2 separate regions of the Homo sapiens genome follow, and region 1 is linked to region 2. The links are chromatin loops, found by intact Hi-C in ENCODE. Cell type or tissue: thyroid gland. All regions are shown on one strand. Links, peaks and the distances in the headings refer to the core of each region. The heading gives the core; the rest is flanking DNA.

The links. A loop is a pair of places that touch in the nucleus more often than their neighbours do. Peaks named below come from ENCODE experiments on the same cell type or tissue, not always from the same donor. Only the 100,000 strongest peaks of a DNase experiment are listed, where the experiment ranks them.
Region 1: it touches region 2 in a loop (2.0-fold over the local background); 5 of 110 quality-filtered maps call a loop at or near these places.

The regions. Positions count from the first base shown.
Region 1 is chr9:83,421,541-83,437,128 of GRCh38, reverse strand. All of the region lies in intron 1 of FRMD3 (FERM domain containing 3), which reads left to right. Among named protein-coding and RNA genes, the nearest start is that of FRMD3, 110 kb to the left of the region's middle. RefSeq lists silencers at 4,561-4,855, 12,781-13,075 and an enhancer at 12,781-13,075. In thyroid gland, for the core only: no CTCF peak of the experiment used is centred there; DNase peaks (open chromatin) are centred at 4,758, 5,228 and 6,288; H3K27ac peaks cover 4,416 bases.
Region 2 is chr9:83,343,187-83,358,774 of GRCh38, reverse strand. FRMD3 (FERM domain containing 3) reads left to right here. Exons shown (of 14, transcript NM_174938.6): 4 at 9,018-9,096; 5 at 15,488-15,585. Among named protein-coding and RNA genes, the nearest start is that of FRMD3-AS1, 130 kb to the right of the region's middle. In thyroid gland, for the core only: no CTCF peak of the experiment used is centred there; DNase peaks (open chromatin) are centred at 8,794 and 11,934; H3K27ac peaks cover 6,513 bases.

The DNA of each region.
Region 1 (15,588 bases), core at 3,248-11,247, 80 kb before region 2:
ACCCTTATGTGACTTTGATAGACAAGACTCCGTGTCACCTTGGAAGAGCACCTCATCGTCTTTTTGCCTTATTTCCAAATTTTGGATTTTACATGGTGGAACCATTGCAGATGAGGTTGCTGTGGTCAACATCTGAACAGTTTTCTGTTGTCTTGGCTGATGTTTACTCTGAAGGGTTATATATTTCAGGGGCATCTGTAGCTTGGGCACTGCCTCCATTTTGCTCTCACCTCTTTCTTTCCAGGGGGTATGCTGTGACTGTTTTCAGGGATATGGCTCCTAGGTAAATCATCTGGATTGGTATTCTTTTCCTGTCTAGCTGTCTTGTTTTTTTTTTTTTTTTTTTTCCCCTTGGTCCAGGTTGGAAAACTTCAGCCACAGAGTAAAAATGTATATCTTTAAATGGAATGGTTATTTTTGGGATGGCATAATTTAAAAGCAAAATTGTATTTTTGTCTAGGTCCAGGACAGAGTGTTAAATGAATCCAGTGAAGTAACTGGTTTCAATATAAGAAATGACTCTTTTATGTTTAAGTTTATAAGCAACATTTTTTTTTGAATTGCAATATTTCAAATGATCTCTTTATTGCTTCCTGAAGCAAGATTTTCTTTGCTAGTTGATCTCTTGTGCATGCAGACACACACACACACACACACACACACACACACATCTTATTAATTAAAATTTGGCAAAGGAAAAATGTGTGATTAATTTGGACACACTAGATTCTTATTTAGTAAAAAGCTAAAAATAGCAAAGCCCTTTGAGCCCTTTGTAAAGCCTGTCGTGCAGACAGTTTTATGTGTCAATGACTTTATTTAATTATGTTTCAGGAGCTATGATTTGACCCTTAGTGTGAGAGAACAACAAGTGGTTTTAATGGATTTCCACGGACATTTCTTTCTTTTGGAGCTGCTTTATCTCAAGGTGGATGCTGCAAAGTCAGAGTCCAAGATCAGAATCTCAGGAGAGGGATTGCCGGGATGAGGACAGGGTGAGCTGGAGTTAAGAGTGAAGGTAGGACTGTGGGTAGAGAGAATCAGTGTTGTGTGGGGCTGCTAGGGAGGCTTTGATGCACCATGATTTTCCTGCCTCTGATTCCTGAACATGTGCATATTCTGGGTTCTCTTTTTTAAATAATTAGTTTGTGGGGATTTAACTTTTGTCTCAAGCCAAATTAAGGTTCTGGGGATTTTTGGGTGGCATATCCTGATCCAATTTCTCTCTATTGTGGTCTTAGGACCATGTTAAAGTCACTAGGGCAGAGGGTTGATAGAAAAAGGTATATTCTTGGTTTCCACCTCATATTTACTGAATCAGAATCTGGGGATGGGTTAGGGAATCTCCATTTGAAACAAGCCCCTAAAAACATCTCAATTTTAAACAAAGTCATTCTCAAATCACCAAAATGGATTTGTCTTAATTCTAACGCCCCTTGCCCCTCAAACCCAAATAAAACTGGAACAAAACAAAAGGTTCTTTCATTACAATCAACATGGCTTCTTGTTAAGCTATCCAGGTTAAAATAATTCATGCCAAGAAGTAACTGGCTAAAAGACAGCCTTCTCGGTGGTGGCTGTGGTTTAGGGAAGGACTCTGTGCCTTCTCAACGACGGCTGTGGTTTAGGGTAGGACTCTGCCACTCCAGATGATGCCCTAGTGAGGCCAGTGGTCAGGGAGCTCTTGATCTGGAACCTTGAGCACTCCTTGCTGGCTTTCTGGTTTGTGGTGGCTTTAGAGCTCACTTTTGAAAGGCACAAACTTTCTCTTAAGCAGGATACCTGATTTCATGAGATCCTCCCTTTTCCAAACTAGGAGGGACCAAAGGATCTGCCAGGTGGGCCTGGATATTTGAATTCAGAAGCACACTGCACACTGTGTGTTGACTAAGAGGAAATCAAATGGAAGTCCATGTGTGTAGCAGAGTGGTTCCAGTTTCCATAAGGGTGGCTGCAGAGCTGGAGAAACACTGAGCAAGGAACACTAAATAAGGGGTTCCGGCCTGGTACGGTGGCTCACGCCTGTAATCCCAGCACTTTGGGAGGCTGAGGCAGGTGGATTGCTTGAGCTCAGGAGTTCGAGACCAGCCTGACCAACATGGTGAAACCCCATCTCTACAGAAAAAACCCGCAAAAATTAGCCTGCCGTGGTGGTGTGTGCTTGTGGTCAGCTACTCAGGAGGCTGAGGCAGGAGAATCACTTGAACCCAGGAGGCAGAGGCTGCAGTGAGCCGAGATCGTGCCACTGCACTCCAGCCTGGGTGACAGAGCCAGACCCTGTCTCAAAAAAAAAAAAAAAAAAAAAAAAAGCAGAGGGGTGGGGGAGGGGAGAGATTCAGATGTTGGCATCTTCTGTTAATTATAGTTTCCTCTTTAAAGGGGAGGCCATACATTTCTGATCATGTTACAACACTTCTTTTCTCCTTGACCTCCACTGGAAACCATGAGAATCCCAAGGCTTTAAGACATTGGGAGAGGACTGTTGATAAGCATGGGCTGTGTCTCCTTTGGTTTGAGCTAGTTTGCTTTTAAAAGCTTGTTAAAATGACTTAATGATTCAGAAAACCCATTGTTCTACTGCTGGGTAAGCAGGAAGGGATGGGTGAGTTTAGGTTTATTGGGCTTGTGAGTGCCATGGGCCAGGTAGGCTGCTGGGAGCTTTGTGTGCATCCTCTTGTTTAGTGTTGGACATTTGTCCCCATTCACAGTCAAGGAAACCAAGGTTCAGAGAGCCAAGTGGCCTTTCCCAGGTGACACAACCAGGAAGGGCCAGGGCCAGGATGTGAACTGAAGTCCCCCTGTGTCTAACTCCACTGCCTTGCAGAACAGGCCACATTCTTTTTCTTCTGCCTGTGGAGACCACGGCACAGTCTCCTAAAAGTGACCTCAAACTCCATCAGAGGCTCAGAGGACTGAGAGTCCAGTGGTCAAGGTACACCTAGCCAGGAGCAATCTTTATTTTTTAGTTTGGGGAGAATTTGATATTTACTAAGCAAACTGCCAAGCCTGTGAGCTTGAGGAAGGAAGTTTATGAAGAAACACTGTGCCTCCCTGCAGATGTCTTTCAGGCTTGGAGCTCCAGACAGGAAGCCCTCTGCTGCCCTAAAGAGGAGGTGGTCAAGAGGGAATTTGCAGAATAGAGCAAGATGGTGACTTTTGACACAAGTCCTTTAAGGCAGGGGTCCCCAGCCCCTGGGCCACAGACCAGTAGGAACCGGGCTGCACAGCAGGAGGTGAGTGGTGGGTGATCAAGTGAAGCTTCATCTGTATTTACAGCCACTCCCCATAGCTGGCATTACCACCTGAGCTCTGCCACCTGTCAGATCAGTGGTGACATTAGATTCTCATAGGGGTGCAGACCCTATTGTGGACTGTGCATACAAGGGATCTAGGTTGCACATTCCCTATGAGAATCTAATGCCTGATGATCTGTCACTGTCTCCCATCACCCTCAGATTGGACTGTCTAGTTGCAGGAAAACAAGCTCAGGGCTCCCACTGATTCTACATTGTGGTAAGTTGTATAATTATTTCATTATGTATTACAATGTAATAATAATAGAAATAAAGTGCACAATAAATGTGATGTGCTTGAGTCATCCTGAAACCACCCCACTTCCACCTTGATCCGTGGAAAAATTGTCTTCCATTAAACTGGTCCCTGGTGCCAAAAAGGTTGGGGACTGCTGCTTTGAAGAGTTTGCCTGTGAGGAAAACATGAGAGGGACAAGGCATAGTTCTGTGGGAAGGCCTAATCCCCCTTCTCTTTTTCTTATGGTGTCCTAACCTCCTGCTTCCGTTATGATCCCTGAGCATGCAGAATTTTATGATGTGGTGAAGTTTCACTTCCACCAATGTTCTTTATTAATATCATGAACTAAGCATGCATTAATTGCCTTCCTAGCCTCTTGAGATTTTTTTATAATAAGGAAACATTTTAAGAATGAAAAGCAATTGCAAAGATATGGAATCAACCTAATGCCCATCAACTGATGAATGCATTGATAAAGAAAATGTGGTATATATACACCAAGGAATACTACTCAGCCACTAAAAAGAAAAAAATGATGTCTTTTTTGGCAACTTGGATGGAACTAGAAGCCATAATTCTAAGTGAAGTAACTCAGGAATGGAAAACCAAAAACCTAGTTCTCACTTATAAGTGGAAGCTAAGCTATAGGTATGCAAAGGCATGCAGAGTTGTATAATGGACATTGGAGACTCAGAAGGAGGGTAAAGGATGAAAAACTACTTACTGGGTACAATGTACACTACTTGGGTGACAGGTGCAGTAAAATCCTACTTCAGCACTATATAATTTGTCCACATAACCAAAAATGCTTGTACCTCTAAAGCTATTGAAATTAAAATTTTTTTAAATCTGTTAAATCTATTTAAGAAAAAAAGGATAATGGAAGAATTCCTTTCATATTAAACTTATATTCCTTTTATATTGAACTTACAAACAGATATTTATTCAGGCATTGGATGAGTGATCTATGACCTTTGTTTTATAAGTTTAACCTGCTGGGCTCAAAGCTTTAAAAGTCCCGGAGGGCCTGAGGCAGTGGTGACATTTTCTGTGGTGGGGTGCTGGGCTTCATTGAAATGCACACATAAAACCTTGGAATGTGCGTGGACTGCTGGGGAGCAGAGGCTGGCCAGGCTGAGGGAGGGGGCCACACCACACAAAGGACACACAGTCACATTCCTCCCGGGCCACCCAGCAGCCTTGGTGGCTGCTTGCCATCTGGCAGTGCTCTCGGTATTTTCCTGGATTCCTTGGGGCAAAGGAAACATAGTGACCTGGCAGACTTGGCTCCTGGCTCAGTGGCAAGGCCAGAGCTGTAGAAGTGGTTTATGGAGGAGATTGCACTTAAAATATCACTCTAGCCCATCCTTCCCTGTCATCATACAAGTTAACCAGCATCCTGGGACAAGGCTAGGCATCCAGAGGGCCGGATGTGGGGAAGACTCTTGCAATGCCGTGTTTTAAGTCCATTGCTTCCAGGTGTGTGGCAGTGTCCTTTCCAGCCACTAGATTGGGAATGCAATGAGGGAAGGGAGTTGGGTGAAGAGTTTAGTTAATAAATATTGGGTACCTAATGAGGATTGTCTATGCCTCGAGCTGCCACGGGTTCCTTCTGAAGAGTGCTAGGGTTTCTCTGAAGAAGCCCAAGTCCCACATTGAACTAAGTGTCCTCTCTCTGCAGAGTGCTGTGCCAGCAGCTGGCAAGCAAGCATGTTTATGAGTTAGTGATCTTTTGATAAGAGCTCATTCCTGAAAGGCAAATGGAAACTTCCACCTAGAACTCAGGCCAGGTCAGGAGGTGAGAGTATGGAAAAATAACACCAAGTGCAGGCACAAAACTGGAGAAGACAAAATAGTAAGGGAGCTGCAATTGGGGAAGTTAAAAAGGGCCTCATGGTCAACAAATCAGAGACAAGAGAAGGACAAGTGACACTTTTGACACCTTTATACCTTCAGCAAAAGCTGATACTCTCAGAACCTAAAATAGCAGAGAAGTCAAATGTTTCATCTCATAAAAAAAAACGCTAAACTTAACCACAAAACTGTTTAAGATTATACCTTGTGAAATACAAAGTAAAAAGTTAGAATAGGGAAAAAAATCAGAATAGAATAAGGAAGGAAAGGCTAGAGTATTAATTAAGATAAATTAAAAATTTTAGATTTTAATTCAGTTTGTCCTAGCATTTTTAAGAAAACAAAGATGATTTTGGAGGGCATAACAAGTCATTCTAACTCATATCCCTGAAAATGTAGGAGAATAAATTATCCACATGGGAATAATGAGCATTTGGAAGCACATGTGGTGCTAGTTTCATTGTGCAAAACACGAAATACATTATACCAATGTCATATTCATTTATGGCAGGGAGACTAGTTAGATGAGGGAAGGCGTACATCTGAACTGGCTGATGTTCTCAAACATCCACGCTATTGGACATTCCCAAGAAGCTGGAAATGTACAATCTGAAATGAACGTGCTCCTTCCATGAGTTCAATAAAGGGCCAATGGATCTCACCTAAAAGGATGTTTTGCTCAGAATGAACTTGCTGGACATGCTTTGCCTATCACAGGGCTCTAATACCACGGAATTACAATAAGACCTCATTGTTTATATGAGGGGCCAAAGCATCAAATTCCTACAGGGGTCAGATAGGTGATCTAAAGGAACTAAGTGGTGCAGGCATGAATGTGGCCAGAGAGCAGGGTGGGTGGCCTGGCCACAGGGACAGCTGTTTGTTACTCCTCTCCAGCCAGCTCCCTGCACAGGGGTGATGCCATGCTGAGCCAGTGCCAAGTGGTCAGCTGAGTTTTCAAGAGGCCAGCTTTTCAGATTTTAGGGAAATCTGTAATTTTTAAACATCTGTTTTTAAACATCGAAGATATGGACGTGGGGCTACCAACGGCTTTAAACTTTAGAGTGAAAAAGATAGGTGAATGTTTGCTGGCTCGTTGGTGTGAAATGAAAGACATTTCTTAAAAAAAAGCAAGCCATTTTATGAAAAAAAAGTTTTTCTTTTATCATGGTCATTGTTTTATAATTTTAACAAGTTAAGGAACAAATATGTGGAGAGACTTATGATCTGCCAGCTTACTAATTACTCTTTTCTACTCTGAGCATTAGTCTGCCTTAGGTCTTTGTCATCTGCACGTGTCTAAACCCACATGATATACATTTACATGTACTTATACACATGTACAGGGATAAAAATTTCTCAATATGGTGGCTGGTACAGATCACTCAGCTTCCACCAAATGGAGCTTCTACCAAATGGAGCCAATCTTGGGGTTTTATTTGGAGGTTACAGGGGGCTGCAGAAGGAGGGGCCAGCGTGGGACAAGGGTTGTGTTTTAGGAAGGTCTCTCTGCATTGGCTTGTAGGACAAAGAGGAGGGAAGAGATACAGGAGCAGGGAAGGAGTTAGGCAGGTGTCTCTTGAAGTTGTTTCAACTAGAGGTGTTGAGACCAAGGCTAGGGATAAGGTATGATCAGAAAGGCCTTGATTCAAGCATTATGTATAATATAGAATAAGACAGCCTTTAGTAAGTGATTAGTGATGGGGGAACAAAGGAGTTCATGATGATTACGATATCCGAATTCTAAGAAACTGGCAATGGTGGTGGTGAGGAGAAGCAGTTGGTGAATAGTGGGTTCTCTGTGATCTGGGGTTGGCTTGGGACCTGCTGACTTATGCGTGAAGGGTTAAGTCTGGATATTGAGTTTGAGAATCATTCGCATCTCTGCATAGAGGTCAGAGTTGGAGCCAGGGGGCTGAATGAGATCCCTGAACAAATGGCAGAGACAAGAGACGAAGACCCAGGACCAGGATAAAGAATAAGGGGCAAAATGGAATCCAAGAGAGAGAGAAAAATTGTTAAGAAGGAGAAGACTAATAATCTCCCACTCAGCACCTGGCATCATGCACACATTCTCACAGAAGCCTCACGAAGGCCCAGGAAGAAGCATGATTATCTCAGTTTTGTAGATGAGGAAACAGGATTAAATGATGAGAAGGTGGCAAGGACGTGGGACCTTGGGACAGGCTGGGCTCCTTCTACAAGGTGGGCAGAGAAGGGAGTGGGAGAGAGAGCTTAGTGCATAAGAGCATATCAGAGTGAAAGCAAAGGGCATTTTTAAGGATGTCCTGGGGAGAATGTTTGTAAGCTGAGGAAAAAGATCAAAGGGAGAGGGAGAAACGGGCGATGAAAGCTGGAGATGGATTAATAATTGATAGGGCTGAGTTGCCAAGCAGGGGGCTGGAGCCAGGATCAAGATGGATCTTCCAAGTGACAGGAACCTGAAAGGAAGCTCTCATTGTACAGAGTACCTGAGCCCCAAGCAGTGGTGAGACATCACAGTAGGAGAGCTTCAGATGTGACGGGAGGCATCAGCTCTGGAAGCTGATGGCCACTTGCTATGGCATGACTACGAAGAGAAGTATTAACTGCTTATTTCCTCTTTATGTGAATATCTTCTATGGATCAGTCACGTTAATTCTCATGAATTATAGAACCTCAGCACAAATAAATTTAGCCTACATTCAATAGAGATTATTTTAATTAGCTTTCATTTTTTCCTAAGGAGGCCATGCCGTCCATTATTTGTTGCTATTACATATGAGTTGTGTGTGTGTGTGCGTGTGTGTTTTAGCTTCAATGAAGAGTAGATCTACATATCAAGGGCAAGGTTAGGAGGAATTAACTTGCTTTCATGCTTACATCATTATCAAGATAATGAGTAAAACATACATTATTGGGTTAAAGATCTTTCTGGAAAGAACTTGATATGGTAGGAAGAACTTGGGCTTTGGAGTTAATGGGTGCAAATCTGAGCTTCAGTATTTCCAAGTGGTGTGATTTTAGGCTAAAGGCATCACCCAACTTCATCTTCTCCAACTGCAGCGGAATGATTATACCTTACAAGGTTTTAATGATGATTAGAGATATGTAAAGAACACCCAGCACATGCCTTAATACATGGTATAAATAATGAAAATTATTATAATTACTAAATGAACTGAGGACTAAATATTTATAAAATACATCAGACCAACATGAGCACACATGTATATATATGTGTGTGTGTGTGTGGTTTATATGTGTGGATATGTATATATGTATATATGGAAGTATCCTTCCATTCTTTTGTCAATGGATGTGTGAATTGTTTCCAGTTTTATTCAATTACAAAGTATGCTACTATAAACATACTTTTTTTTTTTTGAGGCCGAGTCTCGCTCTGTTGTCCAGGCTGGAATACAATGGTGTGATCTCGGCTCACTGCAACTTCTGCCTCCCGGGTTCAAGCAATTCTTCTGCCTCAGCCTCCCAAGTAGCTGGGATTACAGGTGTGTACCACCATGCCCAGCTAATTTTTTGTATTTTTAGTACAGATGGGGTTTCACTATGTTGACCAGGCTAGTCTTGAACTCCTGACCTCAGGTGATCCACCTGCCTTGGCCTCCCAAAGTGCTGGGATTACAGGTGTGAGCCACCTCACCCGGCCTATAAACATTCTTATACATATTTTATAGTCATGTTTGCTACTCCTCTGGGGTTTCCATCTAGAAGCAGAAGTACTTACTATGTACATCATCACCTCTGCTAGGTAATGACAAGTTGTTTTCTAAACTGGTCGCGCTTACTTATGCTCCTGTTAGCAGTGTAGGACGCTGTCCAGTTTCTCTGCATCCCACCAAACCTTGGAAATGTCAGACTTTAAAAAGTTGGCCAAGCTCATGAATAGGAAATGTTTTTTAATTATTGTTTTCCCAATTACTGATCAGTTGAACATCTTTTCATATGCTTGCTGGCCTTTTAAGTTTTATCTTCTGTGAAATGCTTATTCATGCTTTTTGCTCATTTTTTTTTCTAGATTCATCTTTTTAAAAGGTATAAAGACACTGAGTTAGATATATACATATATTCATATATATATAAATACTTATATTTGTCAAAGTTCAAGAGTCAGTTCATACTAACATTAACTAATACTTTCATCTGTCAGAGAACTCAAGTTTTCTTGCTTGTACCTATTAGGTGCCTGTACCTAACAGGTACTGAATGATGAGTATTGAATGAATCAAATATGGAGAGAGGAACAAGTCTACCATTAAATATGTAAGACTAGCACATCAAGAATGACACCTTTCTAGGTCAGGTACCGAGCAAGACTGTTTTTCATGTTCTGTCCCCTAAGGGATGTGTGACCTGAACAACCTCTATAAAGAGCACATGGAGTGGAGTCAGCACCTTCCAACCTCTTGGGTTATTGTGACAGGGCCAGAGGGGAACCTATGACTTGCTGACCACCTACAGTGTTAGGAATCAGGTGCTCTCCATCCCTCACCCACAGACCCCAGGTTTCCTGATGTGTGGAATCACCCTGGCTGCTTCCCAAGCCTATACTCCTCAGGCCATTCTCATGGGTTTCTGATTCCACAGATTACACTTTGGTCTGGGAACCTGAATTTTGAACAAATGCTCCAGGTAATTCCTATACTTAGGTGCCTTTAAGAAACCCTGCCCAAGCCCTGTGCCTGGACTGAGATCGAGTAGTGAAGGTTCTTTGAGTGCTTTTCTTTTTACTCTTTGGCACAGATCTAGCTGGGAAGCAATGTCATTAAGGGGAAATAAGTTTGTTTGGTTTCACAAAACCAGCTAAGTTCCCTTCTCCAAGTTCTCAAGCCTGTGCCAGACAACTCTTGGCTCCCTCCAAACCGAAGCTTGTCTGGACCACCTGATCTCCTTGGTGTCCCTTCTGCCAAGTACAGTGATGTGTCTCAGGCCTGTAACTCAGAAGGTTCTACCTGGTCTTCCTCTCCACCCCTTCAAAGCTTCTCTGTTTACCACCTTGTGCCTGTTAGTCTGTGCTTCAGGCATGTTGATCTCTGCAAGCTGGGAATGTGCAACCATCCCTCTCACACCGGTCATTTTGCTTCTGCCATTTCCTGTCTTTTAAATGCCTCCTCCCACTTATCCTCCTTTGGCTAACTCATCTGAGGTGGGCCTGAGATTCTGCATTTCCAGCAAGCTTCCAGGTAATACAGGATGTTGCTAAGTCTGGAAACCACACTTTGTGCCAAAAGACACGATGACACAGAGCGTGCATCACCTGCTCCTCTTTTGTGCTCTTAGCACCGGGGCCGGCCTCTGCCATGCCTCTCACATTGTATCAGAATAACTGCCTTGTCTGTCCATATGTTTCTTGAGAACAGGAATTGTGCCTCGGTTATCTTTACATTTGCAGTGCCAACATGTAGGAGATGCTCAACAAATGACTGGAACAATCCAGACAGATTTTCGTCTGGCTGCATTTTGCTGTTGGTAACTGTTTCCCTATTGAGGACAATGGCTTGTTGCTTTTCCAGGTGGTGCCCTCTGGCCTGAAGGGCTGGTTCCACTTTCTATAATACCATGCAGTAGACCTTGCCAGGGGAGGAGCATGAGAGTTGGGGGTTAGTTTTGGCATAGGAAGAATTCAACTTTTTTTGTGTCTAATTTAGGTCAACATTAGCGGGTTTAAAATTAGCCCCAGATTCTGAATTTTCTTAGGATGGTTTGCTCACGCTTGTGAGCACATGTGCACACATTTCTTATGGACTAAGCCTGTGAGGTTTAATAATCTCTTCCTCTTCTAGCCCTGTTCTCCACGCAAGGGCCAGGAAGGTTGTTTTTTTTTTTTTTTTTTTTTGAGACGGAGTTTTACTCTTCTTGCCCAGGCTGGAGTGCAGTGGCATGATCTCGGCTCACTGCAACCTCTGCCTCCTGGGTTCAGGCAATTCTCCTGCCTCAGCCTCTCGAGTAGCTGGGATTACAGGCATGTGCCACCATGCCTGGCTAATTTTTGTATTTTTAGTAGAGATGGGGGTTTCATCATGTTGGCCAGGCTGGTCTCGAACTCCTGACCTCAAGTGATCCTCCCGCCTCGGCCTCCCATAGTGTGGGGATTGCAGGTGTGAGCCACTGCGCCCGGCCCATAGGAAGGTCTTTCTAAAATGCAAAGTTGGATTATGCCACTCATTTGGTGGCTTCCTCTCCTTTCAGAGAAAAATCCAACTCCCTAACATCAAGGCTTCTGAATAAGGTGCCTGCTGGACAGGTTTCCCCGGGCCAGTTCATGCATACTCCTGTTGTCTGTGAGTGCCCCCATTCACTCTCACAAGCTAGGATGATGAATGCTCTGATGGCCCCCACCTCTCCCCACAACCTCATGACTCACTTTTCAGCCAGGTTGCTTGGTTGTGAGAACATGCTCATACCAGTTGTCACGTCCCAGGTTGTACTCTGGCTGCTAATTCTCATGCAGGGGACCTTGTTACAAGCTCACTCTTGGATTTTTCTCTGGATGGTTATTCTATAATCTAGGATATATATCTACATTAACCCATAATTACTGTAAATCCTGTAAAACCCAGCAAGATTAAATAATGAACATACTGGTTTATGTTTTCCCTCAGTGCTTTTAGCAGAAATCTCTTAATGATAAGATTAATCTTTTAATGGACAGATGGGTGAGCCATTCCACTTGCAGGTGAGTAAACTGTAGCTAGCTGGGAGAAGAGGCTGCCAGTCTGCAATAGTTATTCTGCTTACAGGGTGTCATTGCCCTCTTCTCATCTACTTGTAAACTAGTTTTTCATACTAGTTGGAGCAGTAGCGCAGGACAATAAAACCAGTATGAGTTGCAAAGCCAGATAGAACTGGGTGAACCCCAGGCAGTTTCTTACTTCGTCTGAGAGTTGGTATTCACACCTGTAAAAATGAAAACAGTAAGACCTACTTTGTGTGGATAGTTATATGATTAATTGGGATCATTTGGAAATGTTAGGTTATGTACATCACAGATATATCTGTCTTCTTGTTTTTAAAGATGAAACCGTGTGAGTTATTTCTGTTTGGAAACTGTGGCAATGCTACAGATAGATTATTTGGTATATTTATCTGTGGGATTTTTTCTATTGTGATGCAATTTTCTGTTTTTAAGCTTGGAGAGCTTCTTTCTTCTTTTTCATTACTCTAAATATGTTGTACTAATGCAGCCACATTGAATTTTTGCACATGCCTGTTTCTCTTTAAGATACCATTGTGTCCGAATGTACAAGGGCTGCTCTTATCTTCTAGAAACACAGCTGCTTAAATTATACCGGGCAGGCTTTCTCTTAAGGAAATCTCCATTGCAGATAGTGTAGCGAAGATAGAGATTCAGTGGTCTGTATATTTTTGCTTCGAACCCTGAAATTTTTGAAAACCACATAGTGTAAGGGTGGAAGGGTAGACAAGGGAAAGTGATTCTGTATCGTCTAACATTCACTGTTTTATAGAACTGCAATTTGAATGTACAAGGTGCTCTTTGTGTAAGAGCAGGAGACATGTTTACCATTCAGCTCAAGGCCAGCGTTGAACAGGGTCATTGTGCCTCCTCCCTAGCCTCTCAGCAAGGGCCATGGCCACGACCGTCTGCATCCACCTGGAGCTTGTTAGAAATGCAGAGACTCAGGCCCCTCCCCAGACTACTCCATAAGAAGCTACATTTTAATAAGATCTTCAAGTGATTTAAAGGCACATTAACGTTCAAGAAGATTTACTCTTGACTGGCATGGTCCGATAGAACTTTCTGTGATGATAGAGATGTTCTGTATTTGCAACATCTGATAAGGTAGACACTAGCCATATGTGGCTGGGAACTTGAAACAGGGCTAGCAGAGCTCGGGGCCGCGGCTCATGCCTGTAATCCCAGCACTTTGGGAGGCAGCGGCAAGTGGATCACCTGAGGTCAGGAGTTTGAGACCAGCCTGGCCAACATGGTGAAACCCCAACTCTGCAAAAATACAAAAATTAGTTGGGCATGGTGACACAAGCCTGTAATTCCAGCTACGCAGGAGGCTGAGGCAGGAGAATCGCTTGAACCTGGCAGACGGAGGTTGCAGTGAGCTGAGATCACGCCACTGCACTCCAGCCTGAGCGATGCAAGCGAAACTCCATCTCAAAAAAAAAAAAAAAAAAAAAAAAAAAAGAAACAGGGCTAGTGCAACTAGGGAACTAAAGTTTAAATTAAAATTTAAATAGCTACATGTGGTTCGTGGCTACCAAATTGGGGCAGCACCATATGAGACTCTAGGAGGCTTTGCTTATAGGCTTTCTCCTGATGGCAGTGTTGGTGCCCCATCCCTGCCTGGAGGTAATCAGTCCTCCTTGCATGGCCCAGGGTTACCACCGCATGTTCTGGGGTCCTCATCTATGACTGTGGCTCTGTGCACAGTCCCTGGGATGAGTGCAAGAGCCTCAGCATTCCTGACACTCTTGCTTTCCTCTCTGGAGAATTTCAGCTGGTTGGCCTCAAAATTAGATAGGAAAATAAACTTAACAATGAAACACCTGCATTAAACAAATGCAAGACATTCAAAACTATCCTTGTGTAATTGTGTTATTATTCCACAACTTTCTGAAGATCAGAGTACATACTGCTCTACCTTGCTCCATCTATAATGTATATATCTTCAAAATATCGAAATTGGTGCTTTTTTATTGGCTTTACTCTTCTTTATATTACTCTGTCCCCATGGAGAACTCGAGTTCAAATAATTTTAGTTGCTGTTCCCTGAAGAGGCCTTGAGAAACTTTGGCTTCTAGGTCTTTGCTTAAGCATTCGTTCCCTGGCCTGGTGGCCTAAGCAATCCTCCATCGGAGGCTTCTGCTACCTAAACATCACCTTTGTTACTGTGATGGTTTAAGCAAGTTCTGTAACTTTAAGACTCCTTTATTTTTCGCCTCTTCATGCTGATCATCTCTAAACATTGTTCCAAACTTAAAATTCTTTTGATCAAATTTGGCAACACACAACACTTCCCAGCTGTTCCCTGGTGATACATGGCTAAGTGATGATGCAAACATCTGTTCTGGCTGGAGTCACTCTCATATTTTACCAAGCAGAGTTCTGTGATCATTTGTCCCTCCCTCCCACCATCTGATCCTGGGGTTCTGCTGAGGTGAGGGAGATTGAAGAGCCATTTGGTGAAGGAAAATGAAGCTTGCTATGAGAGGAAAGAACGTTTATTCTAACATTAAACTATTTACTGACAAATGTCCATTTGCTTACACTTCAGAAATGTGTTTTCATCAGGTATAGCGGAGCTTGTCATCGCCTTATGTTTATTTTTGTCCTTAAATATTGCTGCTGATCAAGAGGCATCCACACTTAGACATAACCTAAGAGTGGGAAGGGGCTAGAGTGATCATTTCATCATATGGAGGAATGAAGAGCTTTCTGGGAATTGGTGGAAGAGTCAGGTTAGGAACTTGGATCTTTTGACTTATAGGTCTCTTGAGGGTCTTCAGGAGGCCCATGGGCCCCTGCGATTTTTTTGTTTTGTTTTTTTGAGACAGTCTCACTCTGCTGCCCAGGCTGGAGTGCAGTGGCACAATCTTGGCTCACTGCAGCCTCTGCCTCCCAGGATCCAGCGATTCTCCTGCCTCAGCCTCCCGAGTAGCTGGGATTACAGGCATGCACCACCACACCCAGCTAAATTTTGTATTTTTAGTCGAGACGGGGTTTCACCACGTTGGCCAGGCTGGTCTTGAACACCTGACCTCCGGTGATCCACTTGCCTCTGCCTCCCAAAGTGCTGGGATTACAGGCGTGAGCCACTGCACCTGGCTGGCCCCTAAAATTGCAGCAGTTTTGTGTGTATGTTCAGTGTAGAGAGAGTCCATTAGCATGTGTGAATTGCATGCTATCTATTCTTTTGAATTCCCCTGACTTTAGTGGTTAGTTTGACCTCCAACTCCTTACATTTAAGATAAGGCCTACAGAACATTTGCTGCATAATTATGCTACTCAGAAAAGTTAGATTTCCTGGGAAATAACTTTGTATCAAACCATTCTGCCATTGGCAACTGCTGGCTCCAGGGAGGAGAGGGCAAGAATGTTTACCTGACTGCCATCAGTTATTATAAGGGAAAATAACCCTCAGCTGCCATCTTATGAATCAGGGGATGGAAGGGCCATCTTCTTACTTGAAGTATGGCTCATTGCATGGTTTCTATGGGTTTTGGAGCCTG
Region 2 (15,588 bases), core at 4,443-12,442:
TAGGCAACAGTGACCAAGCTGAGAATAAAATCAAGAACTCAATCCCTTTCACAATAGCTACAAATAAATAAATAAATAAATAAATAAATAAATAAATAAATACTTAAGAATATACCTAACCAAGGAGGTGAAAGACCTCTACAAGGGAAACTACAAAACACTGCTGAAAGAAATCATAGACAACACAAACAAACGGAAACACATCCCATGCTCATGGATGGATGGAATCAATATTGTGAAAATGACCATACTGCCGAAGGCAATTTACAAATTCAGTGTAATTCCCGTCAAAATACCACCATCATTCTTCACATAACTAGAAAAAACAATTCTAAAAACCATATGGAACCAAAAAAGAGCCCACATAGACAAAGCAAGACTATGCAAAAAGAAAAAATCTGGAGGCATCACATTACCCGACTTCAAACTATATACTATAAGGTCATAGTCACCAAACAGCATGGTACTGGTATAAAAATAGGCACATAGACCAATGGAACAGAATAGAAAACCAAGAAATAAAGCCAAATACTTACAGCCAACTGATCAACAAAGCAAACAAAAACGTAAAGTGGGGAAAGGACACCCTGTTCAACAAATGGTTCTGGGATAATTGGCAAGCCACATATAGAAGAATGAAACTGGATCCTCATCTCTCACCTTATACAAAAATCAACTCAAGATGGATCAAAGACTTAAATCTAAGACCTGAAACCATTAAGATTCTAGAAGGTAGCATTGGATAACATGGGATAAACCCTTCTAGACATTGGGTTAGGCAAAGACTCCATGACCAAAAACCCAAAAGCAAGTGCAACAAAAACAAACATAAATATATGGGACTTAATTAAGCTGAAAAACTCCTGCACAAAAAATAAATAATCAGCAGAGTTAACAGACAACCCACAGAGTGGGAGACAATCTTCACAATCTATACATTTGACAAAGGACTAATATCCAGAATCTACAAAGAACTCCAACAAATCAGCAAGAAAAAAACAAGCAATCCCATCAAAAAGTGGGCTAAGGACATGAATAGACCATTCTCAAAAGAAGATATACAAATGGGCAACAAACATGTGAGAAAATGCTCAACATCACTAATGATCAGAGAAATGCAAATAAAAACCACAATGTGATACGTTACTACTGCAAGAATGGCCATAATTAAAAATAAAAAAATAATAAATGTTGGCATAGGTGTGGTGAAAAGGGAACACTTTTACACTATTGGTGGGGTTGTAAACTAGTACAACCACTATGGAAAACAGTGTGGAGATTCCTTAAAGTACTAAAAGTAGATCTACCATTTGATCCAGCAATTTCACTACTGGGTATCCAGTACCCAGAGAAAAAGAAGTCATTATACGAAAGAGATACTTGCACACGCATGTTTATAGCAGCACAATTTGCAATTGCAAAAATATGGAACCAGCCCAAATGCCCATCAGTCAATGAGTGGATAAAGAAAATGTTTTATATATATATATATATATATATATATATATATATATATATATATATATATGTATGTATTATATATATATAAAATATATATATTCCATGTATGTTATATATATACATAATATATATAATGTAATATATATATTCCATGTATGTTATATATATACATAATATATATAATGTAATATATATATTACCATGATGGATAGATATATATATACACCATGGAATACTACTCAGCCATAAAAAGGAATGAATTAATGGCATTTGCAGGAATTGAAGACTCTAATTGAGTATTTCAGGAATGGAAAACCAAACATCGCATGTTATCACTCGTATGTGGGAGCTAAGCTATGAGCTAAGCTACAAGGCATAAAAATGATATGACGGACTTTGGGGACTCGGGACAAAGGGTTGGGGGTGGTGAGGGATAACAGACTACACATTGGGTACAGTATATACCACTTGGGTGATGGGTGCACCCAAATCCCAGAAATCACCACTAAAGAACTTATTCATGTAACCAACACCACCTGTTTTCCCAAAAACCTATCGAAATAAAAAAAATTGTTAAAAAGGAAATTGGGGAGATTTTTCCTAGCTGTAAATCAGAATGTATATGAGAAACATTGTGAGTTTGTATGTATAGTCCTGAAATTACGCTTCTGATTTCCCCATGATTCTTTATGATGACTGGAGGAAAACGTTTGGTTTTAAGAAAAAAAAAAAGCTGCTGGCCGGGCGCGGTGGCTCACCCCTGTAATCCCAGCACTTTGGGAGGCCGAGGTGGGCGGATCACGAAGTCAGGAGATCGAGACCATCCTGGCTAACACGGTGAAACCCCGTCTCTACTAAAAATACAAAAAAATTAGCCGGAAGTGGTGGCGGGTGCCTGTAGTCCCAGCTACTTGGGAGGCCGAAGCAGGAGAATGGCGTGAACCCGGGAGGCGGAGCTTGCAGTGAGCCGAGATCGCGCCACTGCACTCCAGCCTGGGCGACAGAGCAAGACTCTGTCAAAAAAAAAAAAAAAAAAAAAAAATGCTGCTGAGTGATGCTTCTCTCTCAAAAAATCCTATCTGATCTTTAAAAGATTTGACTGAGGTTGTTGGTCAGAAATAGAAAGAAAGTCCCTTTTTCCCTTTCACCCAGGATCTTGCTCAATTTAATCGTTTCCTATCAACTCCATTTCTGGGCAATGGCTCAATGTGGAGATGAGAAATTCTGTCTCTGTTTTATAAACAGCTGTACCTCTCTCCATGTTCTCAGTGTTATCAAATCAGCAAAATGATGCTACCCTGGGATTTGCTGACACAAAAGGGGCCACTGAGCTGCCCCGAGGAGACACTTGGCTCCCCAGCCCTTGTCTGGCAGCTATCAGTTGGCTGTGAGAGAGGAGCCCTGCTGTTCTCAGTGCAATTACAAGCTCTTGGCATTTCAAAGTGGATTTCACTTTTTCCCCCTTCTCTGCTACTCTGGTGGTATGCTCTGTTTTTAGCACTTACATGGCTGAGTTAATGCTTTTCAGCTGTTGAGTTGAATTCAATTCAGTCTTCCCCATTCCCTCCCTCCTATTTCCACCTCCCATTTTCCTTCTCTTCTTCTGGTAGGAGTGTTTATCTCAACAGAACACAATCTCACATTTAGATAATGCCCTGTGTACACGTTCCAGGAGCCATTTGGATCCACCCAAACACATCTGGAAGGTAGACATGATGGCTGGCACTGGCACTGTGACCTCTGCAGAGCAGGAAAGAGAAATTAGGTGGCTTTCTCAAGATCACTGTTGGGACATCCTCTTCAAAACTCAGGGGCTCATCCTCTGGGGGATTTGGGGTTTTCACCACCCTGTGTACCCCTGTCAAGGGTGCTGAAGCCTGAGCACCACATTAGACAGGGCCAGGATGTCTTCTCCCATGGGGTGACCATGCTGCCCAGTCTAGTAAAGATGCACAGTGGCTGTTCATGATAATACTGTTGGGAGAGGGCTCCAATACAGGCTGTGGGTTTGCGCAGATAGCTCCTTCATCAGACATTTCCTGTACTGATTCTGCACCAAATGTTTGGCACAGAGAAGGATCTTTCTTTACGTCATTCCCCTTTCCCTGTAATTTAAGAATAAGAACACATGGAAGCTGGATTGCGTAGACACTTAGCAGCTTGGAGAAGGGGTTAGTCATCGCTGCACAAGGGGATTCAGGACCTTGGACATGTCCCAGGGAGTAAGTGGGGGCTTCCATGTTGCATCTGAGAAGGCTCCTTTTCCAGCAGTCATACAGCTGGTGTGGGTGCACCACAGTGCTCAAATGCTGGACTTCTGACCCCAAACCATTGCCACCACACTTGGGGTTAAAGATGACCCCCAACCTCCTTGTTCAATGACTTACAATTTTAAATGATTTGATTTTTGAGTGTTTTATTTTTTTTCAAGGTAGTAAAAAGAATTGCACGTACTTCATGGGTTTGATTGGAGTGGGGATGGGAAAAGGGAGCAGAGGTGGCAGTCTTCTCTCATCTGTTACATCTTCTTGGCTTTATTCTTTCCCATAGCACATATGACCTTCTACTGTCCTGGTATTTCACATATTTATTTTGATTTTTATACCTGTTTACCCCTACTGAATGTGTCCTCCATGAAGACAGAATTTCTTTTTAACTTTTATTTTAGATTCAGGGTTTACATGCACAGGTTTATTAGCTGGATATTTTTCATGATGCTGAGGTTTGGGGTATGAATGATCCTGTTACCCAGGTACTAAGCATAGTACCCAATAGTTTGTTGTTCAACACTTGCCCCCTTTACTTTCTTCTTCTAGTAGTCCCCAGCGTCTGTTGTTTCCATCTTTATGTCCATGAGTACCCAATGTTTCGCTCCCACTTCTAAGTGAGAACATGCAGTGTTTGTTTTTCTGCTCCTGTGTTAATTTGCCTAGGATAATGGCTTCCAGCTACATTCATGTTGCTGCAAAGGATGTGATTTTGTTCTTTTTATGGCTGCATAGTATTCCATGGTGTATATGTACCACATTTTCTTTATTCAGTCCACCATTGATGGGCACTTAGGTTGATTCCATAAGACAGAATTTTTGGCCAGGCACAGTGGCTCACACCTGCAATCCCAGCACTTTGGGAGGCCAAGGCAGGTGGATCACCTGAGGTCAGGAGTTCGAGACCAGCCTGGCCAACGTGGTGAAACCCTGTCTCTACTAAAAATACAAAAAATTAGCCAGGCATTGTGGTGGGTACCTGTATTCTCAGCTACTTGGGAGGCTGAGCCAGGAGAATTGCTTAAACCCAAGAGGCGGAGGTTGCAGTGAGCTGAGATCACGCCATTTCACTCTCAGACTGGGCAACAAGAGCCAAACTCTGTCTCAAGAAAAAAAAAAGACAAAATTTTTGTCTGTTCACAGCTGCTAACATTTGTGCAATGAATGTACAACATCTAAAACTGTGTCTGTTACCTATAACAATAGATCATTGCTGATTGAACTAATCAATCCTGCCTCTAGAAGTAGCTATCGTAACCAACTCCAGAGTCCCTGAATTTTATTCCAGATATTGAGTGGGAAGAACAGAAGCTGAGAAAAGAGGCTTTCAAAATGTAAATCTCAGGAATTGCTGTAGTGATCCAGATGACAAACTTTTCTAGATCTGTATTTTGATTCTGTCAGAGGGACCAAGGGATGAATGTGATGGCAGGGCCTCAGTGTTCCTCTAGACATCTGCCTCAGAGCCTGGGGTTTATCATTCACAAATTCATTTATCCACACACTCAGAAAATCAACCTTTTATCAATAATCAGCTCTGGGGATAAAAAGCTGAACAAGACATATTATTCTATACCCTCATGCATCTTGTCATCCATAACTAGATCAGCATTTTGGGGGAAATTATTTATCTTTTCAGCTTGTTCCAGCCCTGTGAAGGAACATTCTTTAGCAGTACTACTTTATAAAATAATAATATAATTTTTGCATCTATTAATAGAACCTTAAGTAAGTTTCTTAAAGAAAAAGTGCCCCCCCTCCCCCACCCCACTGCAGTGGCCTCGTCAGGCCTGGATGAAGACATTGACCTTCTCATCAGTTCAGGTCTCTGGCACTACTCCTGGATCACTGTGACAGAACTGAGTGGTTCTTCCAACTTACAGGGACACTCTTCTTTTATTGGTGACATGGGGTCAATGATGTTGGCTAGATATGAGAGAAAAACACAGTAGGGCATATATGATGGTAGAAAAAAAATAGAAAATGTTAAACTTGAAAAGTGCCTCCTCTTGTTTTTCCTGCCGCCAGCTCTCATCCCTTCTCTGCCAAGGGGTTCAATAGTGAGCATATCTTGAGCACCTTGTATTGATTTCTTCTGTGATCATATCCCAGCAAATGGAGGGAGATGTCAGGAACATAGTGGCTTGTTCTGTGTGACTCAGCAACAGCAGATATGAAAAGAATTAAGACTGTGGGCCTATTGTAAACTCAGGGTAAATCAACACTGAGAGGAGACCATTGACAGGAGACGACGATTATGTCCAGAATGAAGCTGGCAATCCTAGGGCCCCTGGCTTGAGGAAGCATAGAGCAGACAAGAATCTACTTAGGGTGGAGGGGCCGGCTGGTGAAGGCCACTCAGAACTGCTTCAAATGAAGAGGACCAGGATGTTTATTTTAGGGAAGACTCAGAAGGCCCACAAGTGTCATCTTCAGATGATGGAAGGACTCTTCATGTACGTGGGAGAAGCACTAGACCTTCCTGGAGCCTCAGAGCTTGAAGTGAGGAGAACTGGGTGGGAAGGCTTCCTACACTCAGACATAGTCAAGGAGAGCACTGGGGAGCAGTTCTGGGCCTCATTGCCTGATCCTTTGGAACAAGTGTGAGTCACTATTTGTATCTGAGGAGCTCCGATGCTTATTGAAGCCAACTTACGACACTAAGAAGTTAATGCTTCAGGAAGGAGAGAAAGGACAGCTCTCGTTTGGGGCCATTTTCTGTGATCTTCCTTTTTATAAATTGCTGATAGTCAGGGGACTTTATTTTTCTGCTCTCTTTAAAACATTTTCCCATACCTATTGATCCAACAATTCAACTTTTGAGAGTCTACATTATAGAAATAAAAATACAAGCATATAGCGATCTGTGCACAAGGATGGATATGGTTTGATGTAGAATAGTTTGAATTGCAAAAGTGTGAAAACAACCTAAATGACAATTAAAAGGGAATAATTGAGTACACTCTGGTGTATTCATAATATGAACTATTCTGTAGTTACTATAGACATTAAGTGAGATCTCTATCTACTGTCCTGGAGGGATGGGCAGGATATAGCGTTAAGTGAGGAAAGTGAGAGAAACATGTACAGTATGATCTTATTTTGTTAGAATAAATTAAAAATCTCTCCACATATATAATACAATCATGTTGGCATATATTTGTGTGAGGATGGCAAAAGGAGGGGAAGAATGTAGATGAAAGTTGTTAATATGGGTTGGAGAATTTGGGGTGTAATGAAGTTGGATAGGAACGAACCTGAGACAGATGGGGCAGGATTAGAGACAAAGTGAATAATGAAGCAGGATGGCATGTCTATCTATCTATCTATCTATCTATCTATCTATCTATCTATCTATCATGTAACTATCAATCATCTATCTACCTATCTCTATCTATCTCTATTAAAGATGGTACTTTAAACAAACTTAAAAGAAAGCTGGGAAATGTTTAAAGATAAATTATTTTGTATTAGAACTGAATTTCTAGATATCATTAAAGATGAATGATGTATTTTTCTAAGCTTTTTCTTTGCTATGTAGAAGGTATCTATTTTCTCCTAGTGCTTCAGGAAAAAAAAAAGGTTCTTTTCTTAAATCTTGGGAACATAGGATCAGGTTAGGAGCACTCATCTCAGTTAAGAATTTTGCTAGTTGTTGGTAGGGAAGTAGGGCGTTGAATGAAAAGAGTTCTAGTGTGTGTGTGTGTGTGTGTGTGTGTGTGTATGATCAGTTTTTCTCTGCTGAGATCATCAGCAAGATGCTGCTCTTTTTTTTTGTAATTTAGATGCTATCAAATCCTTTTTAATAATTGTTTTTCATATTAAATTATTCTTATTATACATTCATATTCAAGAACCCTGTGGCTCTTCTTATGTAAAGGATTCGTCTACATCTGGAGTAGTCCAGACAGTGTAGAATTGGATGGCAGTTTAACCCCTGCGTATCTTGAAAGATGAATTTGGGTAAAATAGGATGTTGTTTCATATTCACATTTGGATGTAGACTGAGAACTGATCCCAAGTAGCTTTACTGATACAGAAGCAAATGAGTGGTATGTCCAATCCATGGAAATAGTAATGCTAACTATTTTATTTCCTTGATTTAAGATGTTCATTTTATATGTTAACTGAAATCTGAATGCATCTCACTACACTGGTATGCATTTATCAGTGTAATATTACAAGTCGGTAGTGATCTTATAATGGAAGATCTTGGAAGTCCTGTAGAATCCCCATTGGTTGGGTGAGTTCTGGATATTTGAGGCAAATTAGAACACTCCAGAATCATGAACCTCAACCAGAATTGCAGCCTACATAGGATTTTCCCTTCAGGGAAACCAGAAAGTTATAAAATTGTTTTCTTTTCTTTTTTTTCTTTTTCTTCTTTCTTTTTCTTTTTCTTTCTTTCTTTTTTTTTTTTTTTGAGATGGAGTTTCACTCTTATTGCCCAGGCTGGAGTGCAATGGTGCAATGTCAGCTCACTGCAACCTCCGCCTCCTGGGTTCAAGCAATTCTCCTGCCTCAGCCTCCTGAGTAGCTGGGATTACAGGCATGTGCCACCACACCCAGCTAATTTTTTTTTTTTTGTATTTTTAGTAGAGATGGGGTTTCTCCATGTTGGTCAGGCTGGTCTGACCTCAGGTGATCTGCCTGCCTTGGCCTCCCAAAGTGCTGGGATTACAGGCGTGAGACACCACGACCAGCCGGCCAACAGTGTTTATTTTCATACAGGTGACTGCCTTTATAGATAGATAATACTAAAAATCTGCAAAGTAGGATCTCTGCATGGCTGACTCCATCTTTTAAACCTTAATTTTAATTCAGAGACACCATCATTTTGGGAAAACTAGTCATGTGCAGTGACATTTTTTTTTCCACCTCACAGGCTAAAAAAATCTTTTGTGAGCCCAGCAACTTGAATGGTGCTTATGTGCAATTTGTTTGTCACAAGGGGTGGGAAGAATCAGAAGAGAAGTGTTCTCTGGAGCTGTGTGCTGGAGAGAATGAAGGAATGAAGGCGAGCTGTGATGTGGAAAAATGAGCTCACTGACTGGGTTGCTGGTATTCTACATTTGCTCTGGGAGTCCTGTCAAGCATTTTCTTTGAGTTTTGTTGTTGCTGTCGCTTTGTTTTCTTGGGCATCATATCTGCTTCTTCCAAAACAATCACCCCCTCCTGGCCCCCACTCCCCAGGCTAGTCTGTCAGGCTGCACGGCTGCCTTTCCCGTGTGTGTTTGAGGCCATGGTCTTTTGCTGCTTTTCTCATGCCTTTTCTTTATGATGTTTCAGCTCATCCACCATACACCATGTGCTTTAGAGTGAAATTCTACCCACATGAACCCTTGAAGATTAAAGAAGAGCTCACAAGGTATTTTTTGTTTGTTTGTATGTTTAACGTGCACCTTTAACCAGCCAGAATCTCTTTGGTCTTGCAGGCTAGATGGGCCTCCTGTCTAGAGCTGACCGTCTCAGTGTTGCAAGCTTGGAATTCAGCGTTTTTGCTTGGAATGCTTCTCTTACACTGAATTGTTTTGGGATTTTTTAAAAAAACAATTGTCATTGAGAGTGTAATTAACTGCAGAAAAAAGCACTGGCTATGATGGGGGAGGTGTTCTCTGAAAACATCTGACAGTGGGGTGCTAAAAATAAATAGGAGGCGTCTGTCTTCGAGACATGGGCAAATTCATACCCAGTACAGTCCCTAGTCTATCTTTTGGATCTCAGCTTTTCTGGGAGGGAAAAGATCGCCTGGCAGAATGCATTGTCTGTCATCCTGCCTTCCGCTTGCTGAATGACCGACTGGGAGGCAGGCTTCCCTCCACTCAGACTCTTCTCAGCCCAACTCTCCGAATTTTTGAGTCCTTGGACCTCCTCCCTTCTCACCTCCCTCTGTTGGGGCTACAGCTTCAGCGTACCTTCTGGGGGTTTGGCTTCCTTGAATAACCTGGGCACATGTTGTGAGCAGGATTCTAGGAGGATGGGAGAGAGAGCGCTGCTGTGCGCTTAACTCTAGATGAGGCTCTGGCTTGGTGACCACAAAAATCACTTGCTATAATCATCTCTCAAAATAAGCTGCTTAGGTACAGATAGATGCAACAGAAAAGCAAGTGTAATCTGCTCTGATCATTGGCAGGGGGAGGTTTTGGGTTCTTGGATATTTTGCTTCCTTGTTATTATCCAGGGTCTCTGGTAAGCTTGACCATTAGTGGCATGGAGGTGACTTTGGGAGGGAGCAGGTGGTTCTGCTCTCTATTATTAATTTCCTCACAGTCATTTAGTAAGGTTTGTGCTGGGCGTGGGAGATGGGGAGAGAGGGTGTGTGTGTGTGGAAATGAGGGTAATAGATAATGGACGTTATAAGCAGTGGTTGGGATTTTGCAATCTGGCCTGGTTTTTTCTTTTCATTGAGGTAAAATTCACATGACATAAATGTATCTCACCATTTTAAAGTGTATAATGCAGTGGCATTCAGTACATTCACAGTGTTGGACAACCCTCCCCACCATCTAATTCTAGAAGTTTTCATCACCCTCAAAAGAAACCATGTACCCCATAGAAGTCACTCCCTATTCTCCACCCTAGTCCCCATCCAAGCCCCTGGCAACCACTAATCTACTTTTGGTTTCTATGGATTTACCCATTCTGGACATTTCATGTAAATGGAATGGTATAGTATGTAGCCTTGGTCTGATTTTGGATTGAAAATTTTAATTATTTATTTGATAAATTTGTTCTCACTTGCTGTTACTACCCAGGGGGCAGTGACTGAATTAGCTGCCAAAAAGAGAGAGAGAGAGAAGAGAGAGAGAGAGGAGAGAGCGAGCGAGCTATTTTTCCTGCCCTCAGGGTGCTAACAGTGTAATTAGGAAGATCAAATCAAATCCTAATGCCTCACTTTTGTCATTTGTTCTCTTTATAATTTTGTCTGGAGGATAAAAATTGAGTATGTGTCACAATATAAATTAAGGATGGACATTTTGTTGTTGAAAAAAGTCCTATTTGAAAGTAAAAGAGTACAGCATTTCAGTTAATAACCCTAGTTTCTCGCCCCTCTCAGTTGTATTTGCTAACATTTTCCTACGTTTGACTAAATAGCTCAGGTATGAATAGTGGAATATCGTGACCCTTTGAGTTTCCAAAGGTAATTAAGATGTTCCACTGCCCTTATACAAGTAGAAATGGACTTTTCTTAGTAAACACAGTCCTTAGAATTCTAAACGAATTGAGAAACTGTGGAATGCCCCAGGTACTTATGGTTTGAATTCTTATCTTGAAGGCATTTAGTTTTTCTTGTATGATAAATTGTTATTTTATTATAAGATTAATCTAAAGTTTGAGAAGAATTTAATATGTGAGAAGTTACGATCATATTCATGACCATGCTTAAGAGTAAAGAAATGTTAAGAAAAAGGCAAATTTAAAATCACAAAATAATAAAAATAACCACAAAAGTGATATTTGAAATCATTTTTTATCCTTTATCTCTCCATATAAGCAATCATCTTACAATCCTTTAGATTTCTGGGGCTTTTGTAAATGCTCTATACAATTGAATGTTACAAAAAGAATGTTGATTTTAATTTTTTTTAGAAGTAGCATCTTCCAATCCATGTAGAGATGCAATTTTATTAATGGCAGCACAATAATTTATGACTCAGACCCTCATGGGTTTTTGTTGCTTAATCTTTTTATGCAGGAATGACACTAAAGGGAGATGCATTATTTTTTGGTAGCTATTATATAAAAAAAATGAGCATCCTTAATGTGAAACCATTTACAAGACTCAGTGGATTATGTTGAATCCACAGTAATTCTTGATTATCTCCTGAGATCACTGATATGGGCACAGCCCCAAAGTCTGACGTGAAAGCTGCTTTTCTTTTCTCAGGAAGCTCTTGCCAAATTGATTTCTGAGTTATGGGATTACAACTCAAGCCTCTCATTTATCAATAAATAGTTATTTGAAACTATTTTTCATGGCCAAACTCATCAAAAAGTAGAAAGAAATGCTTTTATGTTTGATGCATACATTGAATACACAGAAAAGAAACTTCATGGTATTTGGCCTGGTAGTTTACAGTCCTTAAAAAGGGCTAAGATTTAATCATTTAAAGCATTTGTGTGACCTTGCTATTCTGAATAGTCTTGGGCCTGTCCTCAAAGTGAGGTCCCTGGGCCAGCAATGTCAGCATCCCCTGGGAACTTGTTATAAATGCAGATTCTTGGTGTCTGTCCAAGACCTACTGAATCAGAAACCTCCGGCAGTTGGGTCCAGCAATCTATTTTCATAAGCCCTCCAGGTAATTCTGAAGCATGCCAAATTTTGAGAACCACCACTCTAAGACAATTTGGATTTTCAAAATAGTTTATTTTGACAGATATTGAAGTGTACAGTTTAGTATGTGCACAGATTTGTGCCACTAACACCATGATCTGATTCCAAAACATTTTCATCACCCCAGTAGGAAATTTTGCACCCAAGTGGTCATCCAGTATTCTCTTTTCTCCCAAGTTCCTGGCAACCACTTATCTGTTTTCTGTCTCTATAGATTTGTCCATTCTGGTTGTTTCATATAAATCAAAGCATGCAATGTGTAGCCTTTTGGGTCTGGCGTCTTTTCACTTAGCATAATGCTTTCAAAGTTCATCCCTGTTGTAGCATCTTCAGCTTTTCATTTTTGTTATGGTTGGATGATATTCCAGTGTATGGAAATGCCACATTTCTTTTATGTATTCGTCAGCTGGGGGACATTTGGCTTGTTTGCACTTTTTTTTTTTTTTTTTTTTTTTTGAGATGGCGTCTTGCTCTGTCGCTCAGGCTGGAGTGCAGTGGTGTGATCTCTGCTCATTGCAGCTTCTGCCTCCTGGGTTCAAGCAATTTTCCTGCCTCAACCTCCCAAGTAGCTAGGATTACAGGCACAAGCCAGCACGCCTAGCTAATTTTTGTATTTTTAGTAGAGACTGGGTTTTGCCATGTTGGCCAGGCTGTTCTGGAACTCCTGACCTCAGGCTATCCGCCTGCCTCGGCCTCCCAAATGCTGGGAGTACAGACGTGAGCCTCTGTGCCCTGCCCTGTTTTCACTTTCTAGCTATAATGAATAGTGTTATTATGAACATTCACATACAAGTTTTGGTGAGGGCCTAGATTCTGATTTCATTGGGTCTGGGGTAGGATCCAGAAGCCCACTGGTTTAGAACCTTATTACTCAAAGTGTGGCTGATGGAGCTGCACCACAGCATCCCCTGGAACTTAATTAATTAATTAATTTCTTTATTTTTATTTATTTTTTGAGATGGAGTCTTGCTCTGTCACCCAGGCTGGAGTGCAGTGGTGCGATCTCGGCTCACTGTAACTTCTGCCTCCCAGGTTCAAGTGATTCTCCTGCCTCAGCCTCCCGAGTAGCTGGGATTATAGGCACCCACCACCACGCCCGACTAATTTTTTGTATTTTTAGTAGAGACGAGGTTTCACCATGTTAGCCAGGATGGTCTCCATCTGTTGACCTCGTGATCCACCCAACTCGGCCTCCCAAATTGCTGGGATTACAGGCTTGAGCCACCATGCCCGGCCCCCCTGGAGCTTATTAGAAATACAGAATCTCAAGCCCATCCAAGACCCTTTGAATCAGAATCAATTTTAACAAACTCTTCAAGTAATTCATGTGCACGTTAAAGTGTGAGAGGCACTAGATTAGGCAGCTAGTCTGAGTCCTTACCCAATGAGTATAATATTGTTCCTTTGACAGAATGCATAGCAACTCCAAATTAGAAACTTATTAGGGACTGCCTTTATCCTCTGCACACAATTTAATACTAAACTGGGGACAAAGATTGTCATTTGAGCCTCCACCATGCCCCCAGTGCCCACACAGCACAGTGCACAGCATAAAGCAGATGTTAGACAAAGATACAGTGAAGGAAAACATCAGTGAGCCACTGATTCCTTCAATGGATCCAGTGTGCTTTCAGTGAACCAATGGCTCAGAAACAGTGAGCTCCAGTGCTCTGGGGTTGACAGCGTCCCTGTGACCTTAGCACACTAATCACTCTCTCTGATTCTCTATTTCTTTGCCTTTAAAATGGGGATTACACATGTCGCTCTTCCTGTGGCTGAGTAAAGATTAAATTACTTGGGCGCTAGAGACGTTTATTAGTTGAGGTTCTCCAGAGAAATAGAACCAATAGGCTACACACACACACACACACACACACACACACACACTCACACATGCACGCATGCACACACACCCTTTCATACATAATGAGATTTATTATAAGGAATTGGCCCATGTGATTATGAGGGCTGAGGTATTCCATGATCTGCTGTCTGTAACCTGGAGACCCAGGAAAGCCAGTGGTGTAGTTCAAAGGCCTGAGAACCAGAGAGTCAATGGTGTAGATTCCAATCCAAGTCTGAAGGTCTGAGAACCAGGAACACTGAGGATAGAAGATTGATGTCCCAGCTTAAGCAGTCAGGCAGAGTGAATTCAGCTTCCTCTGCCTTTGTGTGCTATTCAGTCTCTCAATGGATTGCATGAGGTCCACTCACACTGGGGAGGGTCATCTGCTTTACTCAGTCCACCAAGTCAAATGCTAATCTCTTCCAGAATCACCCTCGTCCAGAAAAAATGTTGAACCAGATATCTGGGTATCCCATGGCTCAATCCAGTTGACACATAAAAAATTAACCTCACAAGGTGATAACTGGGACTGATTGAGAGATGCTCCCCACAAACCCCCAAGAAGTTGAGAAGGAGAAAAAACATTGGTTTTTGAGAGTTAAACTCTAAAGGAAGCACGGAAAGAATCTGCACACATCTGTAAAGTTACTCTGCTCAGAAACAACAGATCCCAGGCCTGAGCCTGGAATGAAAGAACCTTGAGAAGATGAGGAAATTGGAAGAGAGCTTGATCAGTGTGGAGTAACAGAAAGGACAGGGACAAAATGAGCCTGAGCCAGGGGTTGCAACCTGGCACACTGCTCTGCTGCCTGCCTCCCACCTTGCTATTTTTCTGGAAAAACTGGACAAAGTGCTTTTCTAGTGGCAGCACTAGGCTGGAGCTGTGCAGTGGCTGCCCCCTTTCTAGGGAGCTGCTGTGTCCCATCCTGCTTCCAGCACTTCTTGCACCAGCACAGGTGACTTGCCCGTGTCACAGGCCACTGTGTGCCTGGCCTCAATAGGCATCTGAGTGTGCCATCCCTGGAGTGGGGAGACTCTACACAGATGACAGCTCTAGTTGTGAATCAGTTAGTTGCCTTTCTGGCCTCATAATGACTGCGTCTGTCTGAGGTTGATTAATGTGTCTCTCTGCCCCTAAGAAATGATGAGGCTGGCCTTATGTATGGATTGAGTCCGTTTCCTGGCTCTCCGTTTGAAACAGAGCTTGGGCAGCATGTGCCTGAGATGCAGCTAGTGATGACGGTGGCCATGGCTGTCCTCGTGCGGGAGCTGCTGCCAGGAGCTCTGGCCACTGGGTCCTGTGGCTTTCCTCATTTCTTCTCGTGCCTCTTTGAAAAGGCCGAGCCTGCTCAGCTTTGGAGGCTGATAAGATCTGCTCGGCAGACACTTCTGATTTTCTGAATTCAGAGGGCCCCTCTCAGCTTTCCTCTGCTTGTTCTACAAAGGGCTGGGCATGTCTAAGCCAGTCTCTAGAGCTGGGAAAAGCTCTGGTCACCATGGGAGCTAAGCATGAACAATCCTACTTCTTCCAGACTTCAGCCAAAAGTTAGAGTGACCATTTCTCCTTTTGTATTGCAGATACCTTTTATACCTTCAGATTAAAAGGGACATTTTTCATGGCCGCCTGCTGTGCTCCTTTTCTGATGCTGCCTACCTGGGTGCCTGTATTGTTCAAGGTA